2 separate regions of the Homo sapiens genome follow, and region 2 is linked to region 1. A link is an interaction called in ENCODE POLR2A ChIA-PET data of the cell type or tissue named here. Cell type or tissue: Caco-2. All regions are shown on one strand. Links, peaks and the distances in the headings refer to the core of each region. The heading gives the core; the rest is flanking DNA. Region 1 overlaps CNBD2 (cyclic nucleotide binding domain containing 2). Region 2 has its middle 44 kb from the start of EPB41L1.

Region 1 (10,662 bases), core at 2,662-10,661:
AGTGCAGATACTTCATTGGATTTTTATTCCTTTTACATAAAGGCAAATAACTGAAGAGCAATTAAATGAGATTTCACTTGCATATCCTTACGTGGCCTTTCATGCACATAAGTATTCAAAAACCAAAAATCTTTTGCTATGTATGAGTTCTGCTTTTAAATATGATACCCAGTTACGGTGCTTACTTTCTGACTCACATGTGATTGTAATTATTTATATCCTGTTATTCACCTTACTCAATATTTATTTGTTGAGCACCTGCATGTGTCTGGCAGTGTGACAACATAAGGATTATAGTAGTGACAAAGACAGATCTATCTGGTCTCTGTCACCATACTGCTTACTGTCTGAGGGGGTATATAAACTGTAAAGAAATTACCATGCAATCAAGAATTATAGTTTGGGCCAGGCGCAGTGGCTTACGCCTGTAATCCCAGCACTTTGGGAGGCCAAGGTAGTCAGATCACTTGAGGCCAGGAGTTCAACACCACCCTGGCCAACATAGTGAAACCCCATCTCTACTAAAAATACAAAAAAGTTAGCTGGGAGTGATGGTGTATGACTGTAATTCCAGCTATGTGGGAGGCTGAGGCAGGAGAATTGCTTGAACCCAGGAGGCGGAGGTTGCAGTGAGATGAGATCATGCCACTGCACTCCAGCCTGGGCAACAGAGCAAGACCCTCTCTCAAAAAAAAAAAAAAAAGGAATTATAGTTTTATAGTTTGGGCTGAGCATGGGGGCTCATGTCTGTAATCCCAGCACTTTAGGAGGCCAAAGTGGCAGGATCACTTGAGACCAGGAGTTCAAGACCAGCCTGGGCAACATAACAAGATTCCATCTCTACAAATAATAGAACAATTAGCTGGATGTGGCAGCACACCTACAGTCCTAGCTACTAGGACCACACTCTGTTGCCCAGGCTGGAGTGCAGTGATGCGATCACAACTCACCACAGCCTCGAACTCCTGGGCCCAAGTGATCCTCCCACCTCAGCCTCCCAAGTAGCTGAAACTATAGGTATGTGCCACCACACCCAGCTAATTTTTTTTAATTTTTTATTTTGTAGGGACAGGATTTCACTATGTTGTCCAGGCTGGTCTTGAACTCCTGGGTTCAGGGATCCTCCCACCTTGGCCTCCTAAAGTGCTGGGATTACAGGAGTGAGCCACTGTGCCCAGTCCCGTGTTAGCTATTCTTACTATTACTTTCAATAAAGAAGGGATATTTGAGCTGAGACCCGAAGGGATAGTAGGAGTCTGCAGAGAGAGAAGGTGGGTACGAGGTGGGACTTCAGAGCATCCCAGACAGAGAGAACAGCAACCAGTATGTTTCCCACCAGGCCTAGGACAGACAAAGTCAGGCAGCTAATAAACACACAAGGGGAAAAAAATGTTGAATGAAGGCAGAGTTACCTAAAAAATTCAAACCGATACTGAGCATCCTTCTGAACTTCCTGGTCCAGCTTATTAGCAAAGAAGTCCTCCCGGTCAACAACCAGGAACTCCGTTTCTTCCATACAGACGATGGTGGACCTCCTCACTGAAGCATGCAGAACGTCCATTTCCTGTTGGGTGGACAGGGCAAGGGCAAGTGTGAGGCCACCTCCACTTCCTGTCCTCAGCCTTACACACATCTTCCGTGCCTCCATCTTCCCCCTGAATTCTCTCCTCACCAGACTGTGTGTTCCCTAGCCTCCTCTATTCTCCTGCACATTCTCCCACTGGGGCCCACTCCCCTTCTTCTTAATCTGCTGCTTATGGAAAAAGAGGCAACAGACCTGAACAGGCCAGAGGGGAGGAAGCTGGAGAGGCCTCACTATGGAGTCACTTCATCTCTAAAGGGCTGTATCAGGAACATACTTCTTAAACATCACAGATGAAGAGGCTGATCTTAGTCCAACTCAATTAGCATTTGACAGGTAAGGGGCCCACACGGGACACTGACTTGTACAGAGTACTAGGCAGGACTGGGCCTGGCTGAGAGGTTCTAGCAGAAGTCCTGTCACCTCCACCCACTCCACCCCAGGAAACTGGGTCCTTCCCCTGGGCTTACCCCAAAACAGCTACCCTTGTGCAGCAATTTCGGGTGGGGATCTAGGAAGGCACTGCTGCCATCCTCGTCCTTGGTTATTGCAACTGTGCCCAGGTAGATGAAATAAAAGCTGTTGCCCTTCTGCCCCTTCTTGATGATCACACGCCTGCGACCAAACCTGGGAAAAGACCACTGCTAGTTGATTGGGTAGTGACATGGGGGCAGGTCCAAGCTGAGAGGAGCTCTGGACTGGTTGTGCTCTTTGCTTTGGGATATAAGAGCACAGACTTGGACCAGAAGGGCCCTCAGGACAGCCCAGCCCTGCCAGTCAAGCTGGAGCCTTTCACTAACACCTATCCCGTTGCCTGCCTCGGTTGAACTGAAGCTTCCTGAGAGCAGAGTCTTTGCCAGTCTGGGTCACTGCTGCGTGTGCTTGGGCACAGTGAATGTTCATTGAACATAGTGGAATAAATGAGTGAACACATGCTGAAAGCAATGAATGGGTTAGTAGAGTCACTAAATGATTAGGAGGACTGGCTTTAGCGTTAGCCCAGGATCCAAATCCTGGTTCTGCTCTTAGCTGTGTGACACTGAGCAATGGATATCCCCTCTCTGATCCTTGGTTTCTCTTGTCTGTAAAATGCAGATGAGTATGCCTAGAATGAGACACAGATAATGGTCTTATCATAATTACCAGCAGCCCACTACCCAACTGGGCACCCTTGGGGTAGAGGTGCCCAGGCCCAGAGCGAACAAGGAGTTCTTAAACTCAGAGGGAAGTTTCTGTATTTCGTATGCAAGTCCAAATCTCAATTCTTTCGATATTTATTCTTTTCCTTCATTCATTCAATAAGTTAAATAAATATCAGTGGTGTCTGTTAGGTACCGTGAGGCCAGGTGTGGTGGCACACGCCTGTTAATCCCAGCACTTTGGGAGGCCAAGGTGGGAGGATCATTTGAGCCTAGGAGTTTGAGATAGGGACAGGGTCTCACTATGTTGCCTAGGCTGGTCTTGAACTCCTGGGCTCAAGGATCCTCCCACCTTGGCCTTGCAAAGTGCTGGGATTACAGGAGTAAGCCACTGTGCCCAGTCCCATGTTAGCTATTCTTACTATTACTATCAATAAGGAAGGGATATTTGAGCTGAGACCTGAAGTTGCCACATCCAGCTAATTGTTCTATTATTTGGAGAGTCGGAGTCTTGTTATGTTGCCCAGGCTGGTCTTGAACTCCTGGGTGGGCAACAAGGTGAAACCTCATCTCTACAAAAAATGCAAAGATTAGCCAAATGTGGGGGTGCACACCTGTAGTCCCAGCTGCCTGTAAGGCTGAGGTGGGAAGATCACCTGAGCCTGGGAGTTTAGGGCTATGGTGAGCCATGATCATACCACTGCACTCTGGCCTGGGTGACTCTGTCTCAAAAAAAAAAAAATTGGGCACAATGAACAACACAGACTTTGTTTTCAAAATTATGGTCACATACAGGATGTAAATAAGGTTTAAAAATGCTTTAAGAGATGTCAGTGCAGGCTACTTGAGGAGCACAGAGAAGGGGCCTTTATCCAAGCTTAGGAAGGTCAGACAAGGCTCTAGCATGGTGCTTGAAGTGAGTCATCCAGGTGGACAAAGAGATGGAAGAGGGTCCCAGGCACAGGGACCACCATGACCAAAGGTGCAGAGGTGGCCCAAAGCACGGCACATTCAAGGGATAACGTGTACTTCATAGGTAATGTGCACTTCACGGGAAAGGAAAATGGGAGAAGGCAAGTCAGGGGAGTGGTGGGAGAGAAATTCGACTGGTCCCACCATAAAGGGCCTCCAAAGCTCAGCTAAGTTTGGATTTTACCCAGGAGACAATGGGTAAAAAAAAGTCTGCCCTTTAGTCTCTGCCAGGACTGATGAGCAGCCATTGTGGAAGTGCCCCGATAGCAGGGCCATTGTCCCCAGCTCTGAGCTCATGGCCCTGCCCTCAGCAGTTCCTCCTCTTCCTCCTCCCCCTCCACACTGCCACCTTCTGCTCCTTCCTGACTCGCTGGCTTGACCAGCAGCAGGGGAACCAACACCCTGCTCAGGGCAGATGATACCCACTTTGTTCCATCAGTTTGTCCATGTTGCTCCCCTGCCTGCAATGGCCTTCCCTGTCTTCTCCACTATTCAGATCCTTTCAGGAACTCAGATCCTACTTCCTCCAGGAAGCCTTCCCTGACCCAGCCCCCAGCAGCATCTCCTCTTCTGACCTCTTAGAGAGTACTCACTGGCCTTGTGATTCTGTGGCAAACTCCTGAGGGAAGGGATCAGAGGACAGACAGAGGACCACACCAGGCTGGAGTCAGTACTGCCCAGCCTCCATTGTGGCTGTGGGCTTCATGAGCTACAAACCAGTATCAGCCTGGAATCTTTATCAATGTAGGAAAGAGGCAAGCCAGGCACGGTGGTACACGTCTGTAATCCCAGCATTTTGGGAGGCTGAGGTGGAAGAATCACTTGAGCTCAGGAGTTCAAGACCACCCTGAGCAACATAGTGAGACTATGTCTCTACAAAAAATAAAAAGTAAAATTAGCCAGGAATGGTGATGCCTACCCCTTGTCCCAGCTACAAAGGAGGCCGAGGTGGAAGGCTCATATGAACCTAGGAGGTAGAGGCTTCAGTGAGCTGTGATCACACCACTGCACTCCAGCCTGGTTGACAGGACGAGACCCATCTCAAAAAATAATAATAATAAAAAGAATAAAGAAAGAGGAGATGGCCCAGGTGATAATGACTAGCTGGGAGATAGCAGGAATATTCAGCTAGGAAATGAGATTTTGAAGATGAGGGAGCACAGGCACTGTTCACTGAAGTAAAGATGACTAGAGCTAGAGCCAGAAAGACCCTCAGAGACCATCAAGCTCAACCAACATTTTTGGGAAGGGGAAAGGGGGACCCAAGGAACCCACAGCTTGCTGAAAGTCACGGCAAGCCACAATCAAGTCAGAGCTAGAACCCGAATCTCCAAAAGCAGACATCTGTCGCTTTTGCTGTCAAGCATCTGGTCATATTTTTCCACCAATCACACCCTGATTCTCCTTTGGGAAACTACCCTTTCTCAACTCTCAATCAGAGCATCACTGACCTCAGTGGTAATTCAAGCAAAGCCAAGCTGTTTCAGAAAGAATTCATCCCAAGCTCTGATGGGCGTAACTGAAAAGAGCTTCAGCGCTGTTTCTTTTTGTCTGGGTGACCTAGGAGGAGCCATTTTCCCCCACAGAGCCTCAGTTTCCTCATCTGAAAAATGAGGGAATTGGACCAGATCCTCTCTGAGGTTTCTACTAGATCCTCTCCAGATTTAATGGCCCTTTAATTAAGAGTCTCAATAAGTGAGCGAGATAAAGGGTGCTGCGACCATAGCAGTGGGAGCTGAAGTGAATGGACAGAAGACTTCATTCATGGCTGACATTATGCAGAGGGGTGGGCAGGACCTGCCACACCTTCTCAGCCAGGCTCTTTTGCTCAGTCCAGCCTCAGCCTGGTGGCCAAGGGCTGTGCCCCTCACTGACCGTTCAAAGCGCATGACTTTGGCCAGGAGCAGCTGCAGGGGCTCTGCGTAGTTCCGATAGCTATCCAGAACCTGCAAGATGTTACAGACGGCCTGGATCTCATCCTCTGTTCTCCAGGAAGGCTTCTTCTGCATGATCTGAATGGCCTTTGGAGGAAAGTGACCCTGGGGAGAGAGGACCAGAGTGATACAGGGGACCCAGCAATTTCACCCATGGGCCAGCGGGCAACACCCCACAGTCCTGCTTGTACACTCTCCCGTTCCCTGTACCACAGTGGCTGACGTGATGAGTGCTTACTGTGTGTCAGGCACTGGGATAAACATTTTACACGCCCATCTCACTGCATCCTGCCAGCCCAAGAACTGTTATTCCATTTGACAGATGAAGAAACTCAGGCAGGATTAGGAGATCTGACACATATCAACGCTGACATCCCCCCGACCTGTGTTGTTCATTGACCTTCCCAGGCAATACAGGCTTCCCTGGGCTCCAGTGGTCCTGCAGAGTCTGCTCAGCACATACACATAGCAGTCAGGGGAGACCTTTGCCTCTGTCTCAGCCTAGAGCTCAGTGTGCTACAGGAGACTAACAAGCAAAGTGAACCTTCCAGAGACTATTAGCTAAAGCTTTTCTTCTCCAGTGAACCAGGCCTCATGGACCAGCACGTTCACCTACCACTCCCACCTGCTGAAGAAGTGACACTGTGAGTTGTGAACACCCTCAATGGCTTCTCTCCAGCCTCATCTCCTACCTCTCCCCTTTGTTCTCTACTCTGGAACTTTCTACCTGTCCCTGGCATGTGCTAAGCTCGGCTCTGTCTTGAGGTCTCTGCCTGGGCTGTTTTTTTCTGCCTGGAATATTTGTCCCCTGGGTTTTCTCGTGGACATGGCTGACTCATCATTCTGGTCTCAGCTCAGATGCTGCCACACCCTCAGTGAGTCCCCACTGGGTCGTCTTAGCTGAAAGAGTAGCCCCTTCCCCAGTAGGCTCTTGCTATAGGGTGAACGTCCCCTCCAAAACTTGTGTCAAAATATAATTGCCATTCTGACACTATTAAGAAGTGGACGCTGGGCACAGTGGCTCATGCCTATAATCCCAACACTTTGGGAGGCCAAGGCAGGGGGATCACTTGAGGCCAGGAGTTTGAGACCAGCCTAGGCAACATAGCAAGACCTTGTTTCTACAAAAAAATTTGTAAAACTGAGACCTTTAAGAGGTAATTAGGTTACAAGGGCTCTGCCTTAGTGAATGGATTAATGTAATTATCATGAAAGTGGGTAACTTACTAGTTAAGTCTCATCATAACTCCTAGTTAGCTCCTCAATGGCAGGCTGGGGATGTTACACAGCCTAATATTCCTCACAACCACACACAGATCTAGGCCTACCTTAGGAGCTCAAAAAATGTCTGGGATGGGGAAAAGGGAATACACTTCAAATAGGGCATAGGAGACTTGGCCCGTCTGCTTCTCAAACACCATTTCTCACCATTTTCCCTTCACTCACTGCAGGCCAGCCACACCCCTACTGTGTTCCTCCAGAGGACATGAAGGATCAAGAAAGAATGACTGACCATAATCCCACTACCCAAAATTAGCCATTAACATCTGGCATAATAACTTCCTCTATTTTTCTTAGGTGTAAGTAAAATTTTTAGAAATAACACATATTTTCCATTAGAAATCAGAACAACACAGATAGTTAAAATCCTCTTATATGTATACACCACCCCAATCCAGATCTGCTCCCCACCATCTGAGTTTACCACTTTTATGTATGCATATATATGTACCCACAGAATATATAAGACTATTTTGTATTTTAAAATTTACTGCTGGGCATAGTGGCTCATGCCTGTAATCCCAGTGCTTTGGGAGGCCAAGGCAGGAGGATCACTTGAGCCCAGGAGTTCGAAACCAGCCTGGGCAATATGGCAAGACCCTCATCTCTACAAAAAATTTAAGAATTAGCTGGGCATTGGGCCGGGCACGGTGGCTCTTGCCTATAATCCCAGCACTTTGGGAGGCCAAGGCGGACGGATCACGAGGTCAGGAGATCAAGACTACCCTGGCTAACACGGTGAAACCCCGTCTCTACTAAAAATACAAAAAATTAGCAGGGCGTGGTGGCAGGCGCCTTTAGTTCCAGCTACTCAGGAGGCTGAGGCAAGAGAATGGCGTGAACCCGGGAGGCAGAGCTTGTAGTGAGCCCAGATCGCTCCACTACACACCAGCCTGGGAGACAGAGCTCGACTCCGTCTCAAAAAAAAAAAAAAAAAATTAGCCAGGCGTAGTGGCACACACTTGCAGTCCTAGCTACTGGGGGGCACTAAAATGGGAGGACCGCTTGAGCCCAAGGAGGTTGAGGTTGCAGTGAGCTGTGATTGCATCACTGCACTTCAGCCTGGATGACACAGCAAGACTCTGTCTCAAAAACTAAAAATAAAAAATTTACATAAATGTCAAGACTGTAGACATCACTTGCACAATTTGCTTTTCTTCACTCAGTGTTTTTCTAAACAATGTTTTGTAAATGTATCCATTGTTTCCACTGTCTGACAGTTGCTGCAATAATTGAGTCTATGATTCTAAGCCTCTCTAATACTAAGGGTTGTCTGTGAGAAGTTTAGCGTTATTAGAAGCCCAATATGGACTATACTGAGGCTTAGTTGTCCATCAGAATCCAAATGCTGTGCTGAGGGGCAGGTTATATAACTATACATGTGTGTGTACTATATATTATATGTCATTTTTACTTAGATATAATTCACATGCCCTGGAAATCACCATTTAAAGTGTACAATTCAGTGTTTTTTAGTGTATTCACAGAGTTGTACAACAATCACCACACTGTTTTGGAAGCTTTTCATCACCCCAAAGAAACCCTATACTCATTAGCATCACTCAGAGGGCTGGGCTTGCTTTTTTGGGATGGGTTGGGGGCAGGGGGACAGGGTCTCACTCTGTCACCCAGACTGCAGTGCAGTGGCACAGTCATAGCTCACTGCGACCTCGATTTCCCAGGCTCCAGCAATCCTCGCACCTCAGCCTCCCAAAATTCTGGGATCACAGGTGTGAGCCACCGTGCCTAGCTAATTATTTTTATTTTTTAATTTTTAGTAGAGACAGGGTCTCACATGTTGCTCAGACTGGTCTAAAACTCCTGAGCTCAGGTAATCTTCCTGCCTCGGCCTCCCAAAGTGCTGAGATTACAAGCGTGAGCTAGCACATCTGGCCAAAGGGCTGGTTTTTAAAATGAGCCTCCAGCTGGGCTCAGCAGCGCACACCTGTAATGCCAGCTACTCAGAAGGCTGAGACGGGAGGATAAATTGGCTCTCTACTCTTCCCTGTGTTGGAACCAGAGTCAGGCATGATTCATTTGAGGACCACCTATAGGCCTTGCCCATAACAAAGAATTTTCCCTTTGTGCCCTCTTCCCGCCCTCTACTGCGGTGCACAGAATTGCCCTCATATCTAGAGTTCTGTGGCTCTCAGATAGGCCCCTAGTTTCTCCTGCCTGAAGGAAAGAGCCTGATTAAGCTTCAGTGCTCAGTGTCACACACTAGCCAGCCTGAAGAGCTGAAGAGTCACAGAGCTTGAATGACTTAACTGAGTATGCTTCATACACGAGGGGGCACGAAAAATAAGGCTGTGCCCAGGAGAGGCAAGCAACAGAAGCCATACCTGGGCTCCAAGAAGAGAAAGGGGTGGGGCAGGAGATGGGCACAGGTGGCCCTGATACCCATTATAAAGTTCTTTTCTTTCCCCTTCCACTGAGGAAAAAAACAACAACGTGGCTACTCCAAGCCAGGATCAAGTCAGGTCTGCATTGGTGAGAATTTCAGATGTTCCCTATAAATAGGTAGACTCTTTTAAATTTTAAATTGGATTTTAATATTTAATATCCAGGATATCATGGAGAGAAGCCAAGAAGATAACAATGATGAGATTGAAATTCAGGGAACAAGTCACACAGTCCAAAGCTCCCATGGATATAAAAGCATTCTCTCATCAAAATGAGAGGACTCTTTTTTAGAGAGGGGGCCTCGCTCTATCACCCAGACTGGAATGCAGTGATACGACCATAGCTCACTGCAGTCTTGAACTCCTGGCCTCAAGTGATCCTCCCACCTCAGCCTTCCGAGTGTCAACAGCTGCGCTGCACCTGAATAAGACTCTTTAAGGGTATCTGACACCCAGGTGTGAGAGGTGTGCCCAGCATCTCTCAGAGAATTCAGGGTAGAACCAGAATTCACACAGGTCAGCCCTTTCCCACCACCTGAATTCTTCCTCTCTCTGGGACTCTCACATCCTCTGCTTTATCTTTTCCTGCTGTTTTCCCACGGGTCCAAGCCCAGGAACTCTCTCCCATTGGTTCTGCTCAACTGTGCAGTGACAGCTGGTTCCTACATGCTCACAGTCTTGGAGCTCCAGGGCTGGAAGGAATCACTGAGATCAGCTATTTTATTGATGAGGAAACGAAGTGGCCAACCCAGGGTGACAAGCTGAGTTGGTGGCAGAGCCTAGACTGAAACCAGCTCTGCTGATACCCAGCCAGGGTTTCTTCCAAGCCAGGGTGCAGAAAGAAAATTCCCCCACAGCAAGTTTCGAGCTATGCATACCTCCTCTGCAATGAAGTCCATGGTATCAAATGTGACTCGGCTTTGCATCTTTTTCTGAAAGAAAGAGGGCAGGGAGAAGAGGGAGAATCAGCAAGACTGCCCCTAGAACTTTGCATCTAGAGCCCTCCTGTCTACCTGGACCACCATGGTGGGCAGGAAGCCATGGGAAACCTCATAGCAGCCGGCCCTTTCAGGCCTGCCTCTGCTCGAAGGCCCCAACTCAGCACTAGGCTTGGGTCCAGCATTTACAGCATATTATTGTGAAGGCAGAGAAATATGGGGGTGGGGAGAAGGAAAGGAGGATAAGGAGGAAACAGGAAAGGAGAGAGAAAAGGAAGGGGGAAAAGCAGCAAACAAACAAGCATAGAGGAGGAAGAAAAGGAAGAATAAAAAGAAAGGAACAGGCTGGGCGCGGTGGCTCACGCCTGTAATCCCAGCACTTTGGGAGGCCAAGGTGGGCGGATCACGAGGTCA
Region 2 (9,604 bases), core at 1,425-9,424, 130 kb before region 1:
TAACAGAACCTACTCTCTGGAGTTGTTGTTGCAACTATTATTATTATTATATTTTTGAGACAGTCTTATTCTGTCACCCAGGCTGGAATGCAGTCATACGATTGCGACTCACTGCAACCTCCACCTCCCGAGTTCAAGCAATTCTCCTGTCTCAGCCTCCTGAGTGGCTGGGATTACAGGCATGCTCCACCACGCCTGGCTAATTTTTGTATTTTTAGTAGAGACGGGGTTTCACCATGTTGGTCAGACTAGTCTCAAACTCCCGACCTCAATTGATCCACCTGCCTCGGCCTCCCAAAGTGCTGGGATTACAGGTGTGAGCCACAGCACCTGGACTGTTGCTGCAATTAAATGAGATAATGCACATAAAGAGTTCAGCATGGAGCCTGGCACAATGTAAGTAATGTGACTTATTGTGATGATGACCTTTCAGGCAGGTTTATGGATGATTTGTCTTGACATCTCCTGAAACACCTAACACACAGCCATATGCTGGCTGGATGGATTTGTATGGAGGTAGACATGTGCACTGCATAGGGAAGCCCTTTCCAACAGGCAGAGCAGTGCAACCTGGAACTGGGCTGCCTCTGTAAGTCGTGAGCTCCGTGCATACAAGCAAAGGCAAGATGGCCACTTGGCCTACCAAACAGAGGCTGGAGATGCAATAGTCAGAGCATGGTCTCTGAAGCCAGACACCTTGGGCTTGAAACCCAGCTCCCTTACTTACTCAAAGTGTGGCCTTAACTTAACAGGGCCTCAGTTTCCTCATCGATAATATGGGGAAATAATAGTAATAATAGGACCTACCCAAAGACTGTCATGACAGTTAAATGAAAGAATACACATAAAACAATAGAACATGCCTGGTACAGGGAGAGTAATTCAATGCACATTAGCTATTGTTATTATTGTTGGCATTTGCATTACTATAACTGAAGAGGGGAGTTACAGCCCCCTGCAGGCCTATGAGCTGTTACAACCTAGAGCTCCACTAATATCCTAGCATGTTCTCGTGGTCTGCCAACAGCCTTCTACTCCCCCGGTGTCTGGTGCTAGCTCTGCCCCTACGTTAGCTACATAGGTAGGCACCTGACCCACACCTGGCCACTCAGAATATTCCTATCCTCCCAGCAACAGTGATTGAACCACTCAGAGTCCTTCCCTTGGATTGACATACAGATTCTAGAAGAAAAAGAGTCTCCCTTTTCTGTTTGGATTGCTAAGCTGGGACACAGGACAGCTTAAAAGGGAGAGACAGGCAGTGATGGCAGAGAGAGAGTCAACCTGATTCTTCATTCTTCAGTCCCATGAACTGCCCCAGGATCCACTAAAGTCATTTTTTGGTTTAAAGCCACTTTGAGTTAAGTTTTTGTCACTGGTTTCTGGAAAAAAGCCATGCCCAATTGTATAGACCCTAACTAAGATAAGGTCAGTGCTGTCCATGGGCAGGGCCAAGCAGAAGCCAGTATTATAACTACTCTTGTGTATGTGGCACCACCCCTATCACCTGGGTTGCAGTGGGCAGTTTTCAAAGCATGTTCTCAAGAATACCCTGACCCAGTGGTCTTTAGACCCTGCTTCCTAGAGCCCTGGGAATTTGCAGAGGTATCTCCAAAAGCACCCAGGAAACTAAGCCACGAGGAGGGCAAAATTCTGGGTAAACTGCCCCAGAACCAGACAAGTTCTGCTACAAATGCTTACAATATGGGTTTCTGTTGCCCAAAGAGATTTGAAAAACTCTATTCTAATTGACACTTAGAAAAGCACTGAGAAGTAGCTAGGGCGGATGTGTTCATCTGCATTCTACAGAAGGAGAAATGAGGGTTCAGAAAGGGGAAGTCATGAGACCATTACTGTAGAGCAAGAACTTGAATGTGGGGCTCTAGACACACGGCCAACTAGCTCCGACTGCACCCAGCTGCCTGTGAAAGTCTATTATCTCTCACATTTCCTGTCTCCTTCAGTAAACTGATGGTGGTTAATACCTAGAGTCTCATCTTTCTTGGCTCTGACTCCTACAGAATTGTCTGCTTCTGAGCTTGGCTCCTTGAAAGGCTTCAGGAAGCTTGAGGAACGTGTGGAATAAATGTATGAGCCGATCTCAACCTCCCCTTAACGGAGCCCCACCTTCCCTATGCGCACATACCTTGAGCTCCGCATCTCCCCACACATTTGCCCAAATGTCAGGGAAAGGCTGAGCAGGCTCCCTCCCGGGAACTCCTAATCCACCTCCTCTGTCCGGCTGTGCTGTGGCTGTGGACAGAGGATTCCTTGTTCCCGATGCTTCCTGCCCAGAGATCTCCATGGGGCCCCTGTAGGAAGGAGCCAAATCGCTCCTTTTAACCGAGCTAAAGCCACCCCCTACCCCCACCACCCCCAGGAGCAACATGCTCCCAGCTCTGCCCACCATTCATTCTACCTGTCCCAGCCTGGCTCAGCCACACTTCATTCCCCATAGTTCCCGCTCCCTACAGGTGCACACACATGTGTACACACACACACACACACACACACACACACACACACACACACACACAAATGGAAAGTTTCCCTAGGGGTACAAAGATACTTCACATTGAACCAAAATTAAAAACCAGAGGACTCCAGAATGACAACATCACAGCCCTGGCAATTGTGCCTTACTAATAACATCACAGTGACATTTGCATGTTACTTCGAAATTTCCCAATCAATGTAACTCCATTGGCTGAGTTCCCTCTCTACTCCCTCGCCCTGCCAGAATCACAGCACCTCCAAGTTGGGAAGAAGCTTTGACACGCCCCGGGCCAGTGGTTTCCAAAGTGTCTTCCATAAAGCCAAGAAAAGGTCAGTTGCATTGTCTGGGGGCTGAGGAATTGGCCAGCCCCACGCCAACTCCAACCCACACTGCAACCCCTTTAGCTGTTTTGTACATTGAGATTCTTTGGGGTGCAATGGAAAAAGGAGAGTTCCCTGCTGGAAAGTTTGAAAACAAGTCATTTAGTCTGACCCTACTTTCCCCCATCCCCTGATCCACCAATGTTGATGTGACCCTGAGGCCAGTAGAAAGGAAGGTCATGTAGTAGTCAACGGGCAGGGCCAGGATGAAAGCACTCTCTCCTGAATCTAGTCTACGACCTAGGAGTGGTGAAGCAAAGGCAGGCAAGGGCCACGGGGCAGCTTCCAGGCCCAGCACCGTCCTTCACCAGCCACGGTGGCATGGATGAGCAATAGAGGCAAAGCCTGTTTTTGAATACAGAGCTTGATGAATATGCATTTCAGCCCCTAACCCAAAACAAGCCAAAACCAGGGAGGGTCCCCAGCATGGCCCCCGTTTTCAGCGCCACCAGAAACAGGTGGCGTAGACAAAGCCTCACACTTCCCCAGCAGTCAAATATGTCAAAAATCGAGAGGCCGAGGGCCTGGAAGACCTCTTCGTCCAACCTCAGCAGAAGGAGAATAAGTCTGTGCCTCCAGAACACTCACCCCTCCTCTGTCCACACCAGCTCCCCGGGGGCAAGAACTTCTGTCAGTCAGGCACCTAGAGGGAGGAAACAGCGTTAGCTCCTCAGAACAGGAGTTCATGAGCCCAGCATGTGCTGGAAATTGAGAGGCTGGCATTTGACTCTCTGAGGCACCTTAGGGAAGTTGCTGAACCTGTTAAACAAAAAGGCCTTGTGACAAGGCGGAAAGCAAAATAGAAAGTAACAAATATGCACCTGAAGCGGCAGCAGGGGCCAGGCAGCGAAGGACCTTGGAGGCCAAGGAGAAGATTCGCTCTTTATTGTAAGAGCAAAGAGAAACCACTGGCTTACAGGGTAGAGGATGGAAGAGGGGCAGGGGAAGCTGCAGGAACATCAGTTAGGAGGTTGTTGTGATTATCCAGCGGAGATATGATGAGGGCCTAAGCTAGGGTGGTTGCAGAAGAGACAGAAAGAGGTGGACAGACTCAAGAGGTATTTAAAAGGTGGTATCCCCAGAACTTGCTGGTGGACTAGATGTATGGGGAGAAGGGAGAGCAGGGGCCCCAACCTCCAGATGCCTCCTCAGGTGCCATGGTTATACCCCCTGCTGTCCACTTGGCCTTTCCTTGCTTCAGTGTCCCCATCTGTGAAATAAATATGGTTGGAATCAGTGATCCCTCGGAGTCTTTTCTTTTCTCTTTTTTTTTTTTTTTTTTGAGACAGAGTCTCGCTCTGTCGCCCAGGCTGGAGTGCAATGGTGCGATCTCTGCTCACTGCAACCTCCGCATCCCAGGTTCAAACGATTCTCCTATCTCAGTCTCCCAAGTAGCTGGGATTACAGGCGTGCGCCACAACGCCCGGCTAATTTTTTGTATTTTTAGTAGAGACGAGGTTTTACCATGTTGGCCAAGCTGGTTTCAAACTCCTGACCTCAAGTGATCCACCCACCTCGGCCTCCCAAAGTGCTAGGATTACAGGCATGAGCCACCATGCCCGGCCTCCCTCGGGGTCTTTTTAGCATTCACATCCTGTTCTGGTGTAATTCACTCAAAGTATGTAAGTACTTTTCTCAATCTTCTTTGAGCTCCAACCACAGGTCAGGCTTAGTATGCAATGGGGCAGGAGACTTGGAGGGAGAAGCTACAGGCACCCTGGACTCACACACTCAGAACAGTCAGTCTCCAGGTGGGATGAGGTGTTCCTACTTCATGTAAAATGTGAAACTCAGGTGAACAGGAAGAACACACAGTGGTTTATGAGCTTAGGCTCTGGAGTAACTCAGACCTGTTTGAATTCTGGTTCTAACACTTACTACTTATGTGGCCCAGGGCAAGTCACTTTACTTCCTCATTTGGAAAATAGGAGTAAAAGTGTCTGCTCCCAGGGCTAATGGGGGGACTAAATGAGATGATGCCTGTGAACAGCTCAGCAAGGTGCCTTATCACAACTGTCCAAAAGGTAGCAGCACCATTCAAAGATGGGGAAACTGAGACCTAGAAGGATGAAATGACTCACTGAAGACCAGGCAGTGAATAAGTGGCAGAGCTGAGACCCCTACACTGCGGCTGGGGTCTGGAGCCCAGCTAAACCACTAGGTTGTACACATACCATTCCCGTTCCTGCTTTTCAAATGAGGAAGTTGAGGTCAAAAAAGAACAAGTGACTTGCCCAAGGTCACAGAGAGAATCAGACATAGAAGAAGGATTTGAACTCAGGCCTCCTTGATGAAAAAGCCCATGGTCTCTCCGTGGATATCCAGAAAGTAGATATGTGTGGATAGTCTTCAAATTTCAGGGTCCTTTAAACCTGGAATAGGGACAAATGCAAATTGAGGCCAATGGTGTGTGTGTGTGTGTGTGTGTGTGTGTGTGTGTGTGTGTAAAGCAAACTGAGGCCAATGGGATGTGAGAGTGTGTGTGTGTAACAAATGCAAACTGGGGCCAATGGGTGTGAGTGTGTGTGTGTGTGCACATGTGTGTAGCTACCTTGAGAGGAAACCAGGAGGAGCTGATGAAACAAAAGCCTCTTTCTCAGAAGCCCTCTCTGGGGACTGGGCAGGAGAGAAGGGCACTGACAAGCAGGGCCATCCATCCTGCTGGGGCTGAGCTGAAGCCTGGATCTAAGCAAACAGAATCAGCTCCAGCTTGGCCACCAACTTGCTATGTGATCAGCAGTTCTCTCTCTCTTTCTCCCTCTTGCTCTGTCTCTCTCATCTCTGTTTCTTCGACTTCAGAATGAGACCGTTGTACTAAACAATGTCAAGGCCGGGCATGGTGGCTTATGCCTGTAATCCCAGCACTTTGGGAGGCCGAGGCGGGCGGATCACCTGAGGTGGGGAGTTCGAGACCAGCCTGACCAACATGGAGAAACCCCGTCTCTACTAAAAATATAAAATTAGCCAGGCATGGTGGCATATGTCTGTAATCCCAGCTACTAGGGAGGCTAAGGCAGGAGAATCGCTTGAACCCAGGAGGCAGAGGTCGCGGTGAGCCGAGATTGCGCCATTGCACTCCAGGCTGGGCAACAAGAGCGAAACTCCGTCTCAAGAAAAAAAAAAAAAAAAACAATGTCAAGATCCTTTCCAGTTATAGAAGACTAATAATAACCATTGCTTACAAGCTCTGGATTTCTGGTCAGGTGCTGCTCCTGCAACCTCGAATGGTGGCATTAGCTGGCTCCAATACCACCACGACAGGGGCAGAATGTCCTGCATTCAGGTTCCGGCTGTGTAGCCAGGTCACTTTCCCTTCACAGGCCTCAGCTTCCTCATCTGTAAAATGGAATTTATCTTTGCCTGATCACTTGCAGAAAGGAATATCCAAGGAGCTACCTGAAAACCAAGCAATCTCTTGAGGTATCATACAAAGCAGCCCCAAATCCCCATCCCAACTCCCACCCTCAAGCTATTTTAACTTCTTCCCCTCTGGCCAATGTCCCCTTGAGGCACATGGAATAACTGAATATGAGCTGCTGGATGCAACAGTACTGTCGTGGCAACAGCCCCCGCACTAACAGTAGTAGCAATCACCACACAGCAAATACTTGACTGCTTAGGCATGCCAGGCACTGTGCTAAATACTCACTTGGATTATTTCTCAGGCCATCCCCTCAACCACCATTAGTCTCAGTTTGCAGATGAAAGGCTCAAGTTCAGCAAAGAGAATTGCCCAAGGTCACACACAGAGCAAGTGAAGGGCGTGGCCAGGATGAGGACCCAGACCAAGGTTTTTCATTTGCCATCAGAAGCCCTGAACTCGGCCGGGTGCAGTGGCTCACACCTGTAATCCCAGCACTTTGGGAGGCCGAGGCAGGCGGATCATGACGTCAGGAGATTGAGACCATCCTGGCTAACACGGTGAAACCCCGTCTCTACTAAAAATACAAAAAAAAAATTAGCCGGGCGTGGTGGCAGGCGCCTGTAGTCCCAGCTATTCGGGAGGCTGAGGTGAGAGAGTGGTGTGAATCCAGGAGGCGGAGCTTGCAGTGAGCCAAGATCGCACCACTGCACTCCAGTCTGGGCAACAGAGCGAGACTCCATCTCAAAAAAAAAAAAAAGAAGCCCTGAACTCATCCTCAAGGCTATGGGGCTGTCCAGGGTAACATTCCACCAAGGGGCAAGGCCCGGGCTGGGGTGAGGTGGGGAATATCTGTCCTTCATTGACCTCCCAACCTTCCCCAAATAACTAGTCTTTATGTAGTCTTCTGTTATTAATCAAATGTGCCCAACTCAACTCTGTCTACAATAGTGTTGTCAAATAGAAATACAATGCGAGCCACATATGTAATTTAAAAGTGTATAGTAGCTACATTTTATTTTATTTTATTTTTTGAGTCAGAGTCTCGTTCTCTCACCCAGGCTGGAGTGCAGTGGCACGATCTTGGCTCACTGCAGCCTCTGCCTCCCAGGTTCAAGCAATTCTCATGCCTCAGCTTCCCAAATAGCTGGGGTTACAGGTGCGCACCTCCATGCTTGGCTAATTTTTGCATTTTCAGTAGAGACAGGTTTCCCCATGTTGCCCAGGCTGGTCTCGAACTCCTGGTCTCAAGCGATCCGCCTGCCTCAGCCTCCCAAAGTGCTGGGATTACAGGTGTGAGCCATCGTGCCTGGCCTTAGTACCTACATTTTAAAAAGCACAAAGGAATGAGGGAAATTAATTTTCATAATATATTCATTTAACCCAATATATCTATCTCAACATGTAATCAATGTAAAAAATACTATAGGCCCAGCACGGTGGTTCATGCCTGTAATCCCCACACTTTGGGAGGCTGAGGTGGAAGGACCTCTTGAAACCAGGAGTTCAAGACCAGCCTGGCCAACATAGCAAGACCTTGTCTCTACAAAAAATAAAAAAATTTAGCTGGGTGAGGTGACACATTCCTAAAGTCCCAGCTACTAGCTGAGGTGGGAGGATCTCTTAAGTCCAGGAGTTCAAGGGTTGCAGTGAGCTATGATCATGCCACTCACTCCAGCCTGTGCAACAGAGTGAGAACCTGCCTCTAAAAAAAAAAATTAAAACTAAAATTAAAAAGACTATAGAGATATTTTACATTTTTTAATACATCCTCTTCTAAATCCAGTGTGTATTTTATACTTACAACACATCTTGATTCAGATGCTAAATATTCATAAGATATTTAGCTTCTCCTTGCCTTTACAATTTTTTTTTTTTTAAGATGGAGTCTCACTCTGTCGCCCAGGCTAGAGTGCAGTGGTGTGATCTCAGCTCACTGCAATCTCCACCTCCCAGGTTCCAGCAATTCTCCTGCCTCAGCCTCCTGAGTAGCTGGAATTACAGGCACGTGCACCACGCCTGGCTAATTTTTGTATTTTTAGTAGAGACGGGGGTTTCACATGCTGGCCAGGCTGGTCTCGAACTCCTGACGTCAAGTGATCTGCCCACCTCGGCCTCCCAAAGGGCTGGGATTACAGGCATGAGGCACCATGCCCAGCCGCCTTTATGATTTAAAAAAAAAAAAAAAAAGCCGGGCACGGTGGCTCACACCTGTAATCCCAGCACTTTGGGAGGCCAAGGCAGGTGGATCATGAGGTCAGGAGTTCAAGACTAGCCTGACCAATATGATGAAACCCCATCTCTACTAAAAATACAAAAATTAGCCGGGTATGGTGGTGTGCATCTGTAATCCCAGCTACTCAGGAGGCTGAGGCAGGAGAATTGCTCGAAGCCGGGAGACGGAGGTTGCAGTGAGCTGAGATCATGCCATTGCACTCCAGCCTGGGCAACAGAGCGAAAGCGAGAGTCCTTCTCAAAAAAAAAAAAAAAAAAAAAGGTATATTCTCAAATCTAAGTTTCCAAACACGCATAGTTTGTCAATAAATGAAGGGAGCATTCTTTTAAAATGTTAAATTAGTTAAAATCAAATAAAATTAAATATTAAATAAAATTTAAAATTTGGCTGGGCTTGGTGGCTCATGCCTGAAATCCTTTGGGATTACTTTGCCTGAGCTCAGGAGTTTGAGACCAGCCCAGACAACATGGCGAAACCCCATCTCTACTAAAAATACAAAAAATTAGCCAAGCATGGTGGGGCATGCCTGTAATCCCAACTATTCCAGAGGCTGAGGAAGGAGAATCGCTTGAGCCTGGGAGGCAGACGTTGCAATGATTGTGCCACTGCACTCCAGCCTGGGCGACAGAGTTCAAAAGGTCAGTTCCTTGGTGGCACTAGCCACATTTTACATGTCCACTAGCCACATGTGACTAATGGCTGCTGTATAGGGCAGCTGCAGCTCTGCAGTCAAGTCCTTGAGGGCCTGGGCTGATGACCTCCTTGGCCCTAGCCCAGAGCTAAGCCTCGAAGGTAAAGTTGACTTACCTCTGTGAGCTTACCTCTGAATAGAATGGTATCTACTCATTCAACAAAACCCTACTGAACCTAAAATTAATATTTACCTCTGGTGCCCACACAGTGATGGTGACAATGGGATCTGAGTACCCAGTGTCCTTCACTGACCCCTCAAACCTCCCCAAAATAGGAACTCCTGTAGTGTTCAGAGGATGAGGCTGTGGCTCACAGAGGTAAGTCACCTGCGCAAAGTCACCCAGCTTTGACTAGGCCTGCTGACTTGGAACCCTGAGCTCTGTCCCTAAACTTTGGCAGGGGCCTACCCCGAGGCTCAGCCTTCTAGAAGTAATAAG

What was found. Peaks named below come from ENCODE experiments on the same cell type or tissue, not always from the same donor. Only the 100,000 strongest peaks of a DNase experiment are listed, where the experiment ranks them.
Region 2: POLR2A ChIA-PET joins it to region 1 with 10 read pairs; 2 of 35 experiments call an interaction of 5 or more read pairs at or near these places.

What each region holds. Positions count from the first base shown.
Region 1 is chr20:35,975,529-35,986,190 of GRCh38, reverse strand. It overlaps CNBD2 (cyclic nucleotide binding domain containing 2), which reads right to left. Exons shown (of 12, transcript NM_001365709.1): 3 at 10,189-10,242; 4 at 5,569-5,732; 5 at 2,053-2,209; 6 at 1,413-1,564. Among named protein-coding and RNA genes, the nearest start is that of CNBD2, 12 kb to the right of the region's middle. In Caco-2, for the core only: no CTCF peak of the experiment used is centred there; no DNase peak of the experiment used is centred there.
Region 2 is chr20:36,106,342-36,115,945 of GRCh38, reverse strand. It overlaps a transcript of EPB41L1 not described here. Among named protein-coding and RNA genes, the nearest start is that of EPB41L1, 44 kb to the left of the region's middle. RefSeq lists an enhancer at 2,670-3,169. In Caco-2, for the core only: no CTCF peak of the experiment used is centred there; DNase peaks (open chromatin) are centred at 3,632 and 5,512.